2 separate regions of the Homo sapiens genome follow, and region 1 is linked to region 2. Evidence: chromatin contacts called from ENCODE Hi-C or POLR2A ChIA-PET data. All regions are on one chromosome and are shown on one strand. The core of a region is the stretch at or near the end of the contact, and the rest is flanking DNA. Distances in the headings are between cores, read along the strand shown.

What was found. A loop is a pair of places that touch in the nucleus more often than their neighbours do. ChIA-PET counts read pairs that join two places held with the same protein, here RNA polymerase II (POLR2A). Pooled maps may share reads with other maps.
Region 1: a map of Calu3 shows a loop between it and region 2 (4-fold over the local background). The contact joins the promoter of ABCB1 here to the enhancer-like site in region 2. A Hi-C loop is called at or near these places in 5 of 168 maps with a recorded cell type or tissue (CD8-positive, alpha-beta T cell, Caco-2, Calu3 and 2 more), 4 of 37 single-sample maps with no recorded cell type and 11 of 50 pooled maps. POLR2A ChIA-PET finds 5 or more read pairs at or near these places in 8 of 52 experiments (CD4-positive, alpha-beta T cell, HCT116, HepG2 and 5 more).

Annotation. Positions count from the first base shown.
Region 1 is chr7:87,599,401-87,602,202 of GRCh38, forward strand. It overlaps ABCB1 (ATP binding cassette subfamily B member 1), which reads right to left and starts at 1,484. Exons shown (of 28, transcript NM_001348946.2): 1 at 1,355-1,484; 2 at 717-790. The coding sequence starts at 784. RefSeq lists enhancers at 1-786, 1-385.
Region 2 is chr7:87,563,170-87,566,039 of GRCh38, forward strand. All of the region lies in intron 7 of ABCB1 (ATP binding cassette subfamily B member 1), which reads right to left. Among named protein-coding and RNA genes, the nearest start is that of ABCB1, 36 kb to the right of the region's middle. Within about 2 kb of position 1,267, at least 2 of the 41 ENCODE cell types and tissues checked have a DNase peak (open chromatin) inside an H3K27ac peak, as active enhancers do.

The DNA of each region.
Region 1 (2,802 bases), core at 234-2,733, 36 kb after region 2:
GCCACAAACGCGATGTTTACATAGCCATTTACCGGAAGCAAGAGCCTGGACCACAGAGCAGATCACCAGCAGCATATGGCTCACGTGTGGGCGACCAACACCACTTGAAAAGCAGAAGTTCATAAGACAGAAACACATATGAGCATCCGCCTGTCTGGGGCAGGAAAGCTGAGAAAGAGGCACACCAAGACTAAGGGAAAGAGGCCGGGAAGGGTAAAAAGGTGAAATGAAAAGAGGTTGGTGAATGACTAAGAACGGTTGGATAGGACAAATAAGTTCCAATGTTCGATAGCAGACGAGGGTGACTACAGTTAGCAATATATTGTATATTTCAAAGTAGCTAGAAGACTTAAAATGTTATCAACACATAGAAATGAAATATACCTAAGGTGATGTATCCTTCAAATACCCGGACTTGATCATTACACATTCCGGGCATGTAAAAAACGCTTCCATGTACCCCATTTCATAAATATGTAAAATATTATGTATCATTAAAAGAAAGAACAAAAAAGACAGGGAAAATGCATATGCTGTGCTCCACTCAGCCAACAAACTTCTGCTCTAAGCAGGGATATTGATTCCAAAGGCTAGCTTGCGTTTCTTAAAAATAATTAAAAACAACAACATGTCATTTATTTCAGAGCTGGAGGCTAGAAATAAATTACTCAAATCTCGCAACTATGTAAACTATGAAAATGAAACAAGCTAGTTACCTTTTATTGTTCAGTTTAAAAAAGTTCTTCTTCTTTGCTCCTCCATTGCGGTCCCCTTCAAGATCCATTCCGACCTGAAGAGAAACCGCAGCTCATTAGCCAAATGCATGAGCCTCAGGCGCGCTGGAGGTGAGACTAACCTCTAGTCCCCCGTCGAAGCCAGAGAGCAGTAAGAGGGAGCGCCCGCCGTTGATGCCCCAGCTGCTCTGGCCGCGATGGGCACTGCAGGGGCTTTCCTGTGCGCGGGGTCTCCAGCATCTCCACGAAGGCAGAGTTGGGGGTCTGGCAGCGCGTTCTGGACTTTGCCCGCCGCCAGTGCGATTCTCCCTCCCGGTTCCAGTCGCCGCGGACGATGCTTCCTCCCACCCACCGCCCGCGGGCTCAGAGAGCAGGTCCCCGCACCGCGCGGGCTGTGCGCGCTCCGGGCAACATGGTCCAGTGCCACTACGGTTTGGGCGCTGCTCCAGGAGCTCCTGAGTCTAGATCTAACCCCACTTGGTCCCCATGGACTTGCCAGAGGACTTCACACTATCCACGCCTCAAGAAGCCCTTCTCCCGTGAAGACCAAGTTCAGGAAATCTGAAAGCCTGACACTTGGGAACTGTCCCATAGTAGCTCCCAGCTTTGCGTGCCCCTACCTCGCGCTCCTTGGAACGGCCACCAAGACGTGAAATTTTGGAAGAAGATACTCCGACTTTAGTGGAAAGACCTAAAGGAAACGAACAGCGGCCTCTGCTTCTTTGAGCTTGGAAGAGCCGCTACTCGAATGAGCTCAGGCTTCCTGTGGCAAAGAGAGCGAAGCGGCTGTGCTCAGCCCACGCCCCGGCGCTGTTCCTGCCCAGCCAATCAGCCTCACCACAGATGACTGCTCCCGGCCCGGATTGACTGAATGCTGATTCCTCGAGAAACTGCGAAACAGGTTGAATTTCCAGGAGGAATGTTCTGGCTTCCGTTGCACCTCTCTAGAAAGGGCAAGTAGAGAAACGCGCATCAGCTGAATCATTGGGGACATTTCAACTTATGTAGACACGTCTTTCAAAGTTCACATAAGTCTTCATATCCATATAACTACAGGACGTAGTTAAGGGAAATTTTCTCGGGATTCGCATTTAATACAGTTAATACAAAAACTCCGACCTCTCCAATTCTGTATCACCTTTCTGCTTCCTAACACCTTTGAAAAGGCTAGGAGAAATTTTTCTGCAGTGGTCTTTCTTCAGCATGCTTGACAGTTTCTGAGTTACATCTGTTCATCCTTTATTTGATGATAAATGGAATGAAAGAAAAAGGAAGTTTTAAAAAATATATAGAGACAGGTATTTCAAGGTACAAATGCTATTTCAAAGTGTGTAATATTTTAAAACTTCAGACGTCAGATCAATGCCCGTGTTTTTCCAGGGCATTTTAAATTCTTACATTTTAATTCAAATTAGTAAAATAAACATAGCATGTTTTAGCATATTACATTAGTTGTAATTTCCTTCCATATTTACTGCCAACATTTAATATTTTTTCCTGTCCACTATTTACTTCAAACTGAGGAAAAGTACGTGCAATCTGCACAATTCAAAATTGTAAAGCAATGCTAACTCACATCAGAGCTTTTCTTACTTCTTATGAACATAGAGGAAATAGGTTTGTTGTATCCTCTAGTCTACATTCTATGACTTTCACATATTACCTATCAGTTTATTGCATAAGTTTAGAAGAAGAAAATCACTTTGTTTTTTACTGCATAGTCTGAGGATGTTTCCACTTTCTTTAAATAACTCATACTTCAAAGCCATAATTTTTTTCTATTCTTGACTACAAATTTTCCTTATCTTGATATATTTTGTTCTTGGCCTTACAATACAATGAAGTTTTCTTTTGTTTTTCTTTCTTTTTTCTTTTTTGAGACGGAGTCTTGCTTTGTCGCCCAGGCTGGAGTGCAGTGGCAGGATCTCGGCTCACTGCAAGCTCCGCCTCCCGGGTTCACACCATTCTCCTGCCTCAGCCTCCCAGGTAGCTGGGACTACAGGCTCCCGCCACCACGCCCGGCTAATTTTTTGTATTTTTCGTAGAGACTGGGTTTCACTGTGTTAGC
Region 2 (2,870 bases), core at 17-2,516:
TAGCTTACCACCCCCTAAAAAAGCCCAGGACCAGATGAATTCATGGCTGAATTCTGCCAAATGTAAAAAGAAGAGCTGATACCATTCCTACTGAAAATGTTCCAAAAAATTTAGGTGGAGGGACTCCTCTCTGACCCATTCTATGAGGCCAGAATAATCCTGATACCAAAACCTGGCAGAGATACAACAACAAAAAAACTTTGGGCCAGTATCCTTGATGAACAAATATGATACAAATATCCTCAGCAAAATCCTGGCAAACTGAATTCAGCAGCACATCAAAAAGCTTATCTACCATGATCAAGTAGGCTTTATCCTCAGGATGCAAGTTTGGCTCAACAGATGTAAATCAATAAATGTGATTCATCACATAAACAAAAGCACTTGCTTATCTCAATAGATGCAAAAAGTCTTTCAATAAAATGCAACATCCACTCATGATCAAAACTCTCAACAAACAAGGTATTAAAGGAACACACCTCAAAATAATAAAAGCCATCTATGACAAACTTACAGCTAACATTATACTGAATGGGCAAAAGCTGGAAGCATTCCCCTTGAAAACTGGCACAAAACAAGGATGGAATCAACCTAAATGCCCATCAATGATAGACTGGATAAAAAAAAAATGTGGTACATAGACACCATGGAATACTATGCAGCCATAAAAAAAATGAGATCATGTCCTTTGCAGGGACATGGATGGAGCTGGAGGCCATTATGCTTAGCAAACTAACTCAGGAACAGAAAACTAAATACTGCATGTTCTCACTTATAAGTGGGAGCTAAATGATGAGAACACATGGATACATAGAGGGGAACAACACACACTGGGGCCTATTAGAGGGTGGAGAGTGGGAGGAGGGAGACAGTCATTAAAAATAACTAATGGGTACTAGGCTTAATACTTGGGTAATGAAATAATCTGTATAACAAATGCCCATGACACAAGTTTCCTATGGAACAGACCTGCACTTACACCCCTGAACTTAAAATAAAAGTTTTAAAAAGTTAAAATAAAATAAACCTGCCTTACTCTAGCCGGCAGTTGTTCCATTGAAGTTTAGCATGATAGTATTGGTCTACTTTTGTGAGCTGTGGTTCCAGGAGCGGTTTAATATTCAGAGTGTTTGTAGTATTATTTTGGTCGGCTTGATTTATGTGAAGCTTCTGGGGCTCCCACTGGCCCCTGCTTCTGCTGCTTGAGGGAGTGAAAGTGGTTTTTCAAGATCAGACTGCCAGGTCGGGAAGAGTGTGGTGGTTTCCTGTACCAATGCCCTCTAGTGGCCCAGTGTCTCTGGGCGCTGGGAAGACAGTCTTGGGCACAAAGTACAAAAGAGGCTTCCTGGGCCAGGTCACTTGCTGTGATTGGGTCCCTTTCTGCTATATCTATTTGCTTCTGTGTCTCTAGGTTTGAAGGTAGAGCCTCAGGCTCACAGACACAAAGAGGCTTCCCAGACACAGAGTGAACTACATTTCTTTTTTGATATGATTGACATCCAAAGAATTTAAGAAATTTGTTTGAAATGATACCAAAAGTGTAATGCTGAGTGAGGATTAAAGCTTAGGTCTCTAGCAGCCAGCCTGGGGCTCCTTTTACTAAATAAATGGCATGTGAAGCAATGCATAATTAATCATTAAAAGATTAACTCATGGTCTGTTTTTAATCTTAAAACAGACATCAAAACATTTTAAGTAATTTTTCAACAAATACTGATGTGAAGAGTTTGCCACCTAACTTGCTTAACATTCTAGTATACAGAAAAATCAATTGACAAGAAGCTTTTGCCAAATATTTTAGTTAACTGATAATCCCCAGAAACATTATTTGAACTCTATGTTACTCTGAGCAAAAAATTAACAGAGACCTGAGAACTTCAGTTTCTTTCTCTGTAAAGTGAGATAATACCTATACTTCAGAAAGATAACACAGGCATTTGCGTGACAATAAATGCTCAATAAATGATAATTATTATTTGCAGAAACAAAATAATATCCATTATACAGGTTAAAATTTCTACAGTTTCTTAATACTTACTACCTGACTTATTTTGTGTGATGCTTGGTTTTGGTTGTCCATTCATTACTTTTGCTACATGAATTTATATTGCCTTATCTGAGTTGTGTTGAACTCCACAAAAATTACATACTGGGCCAATTTCTCTACTGAAAATACACTCATATCAAATCAGTTTAAAATTAACACCATGTTCACCTTGAAATGGAAAATAAGTTTTAAAAGATCACTGGAAACGTGTGCTGGGGTAGAGAGGGCCACTTCTACCTCTCTGCCTTCATGACAGGAGAGAGAGCTGAAGGCCAAGGATTTATATGCATCCTTAGGGACTAGAAAGTATCTGTTTTCTTAAATTATTTTATAACCAAAAATTTAACTGTGTTTGAATGCTGACAAAACTGTAAAATCAATTTAAAACTTAAACAAAAATCTAGAAAGCCAAAAACATTAAAGTAAAAAAAAATGTTAATTGAATGGGACATCTGTAGTTCACTAAACTTGAGTCTCTACTTGCCGTGTGAATGGGGCATCATCCACTAGAGAGCATGGTTCTTTGGAGTTCAAGTTTTTTTTTTTTGTTTTGTTTTTGTTTTTGTTTGTTTACTTGCTCGTTTTCTTACAAAGGCAGAAGGTAGATATGAGAGCTACATTCTTCTTTCTCATCCCTTCCCCAAATAATCACATGGCCAAGAACAGCATGGAGTCTTGGCAGGGGTAGTACTCAGTGAGGCTGGATATGCTTATCCAGCTGATTTTGAACAGAAAACGTAAAAGTAACAAGTACAGAATCAGAGTCATCATGTAGTAAAAAGACCTTTCCGTAGGGTGAGAGCAGGAAGGGAGAAGGTGCAGT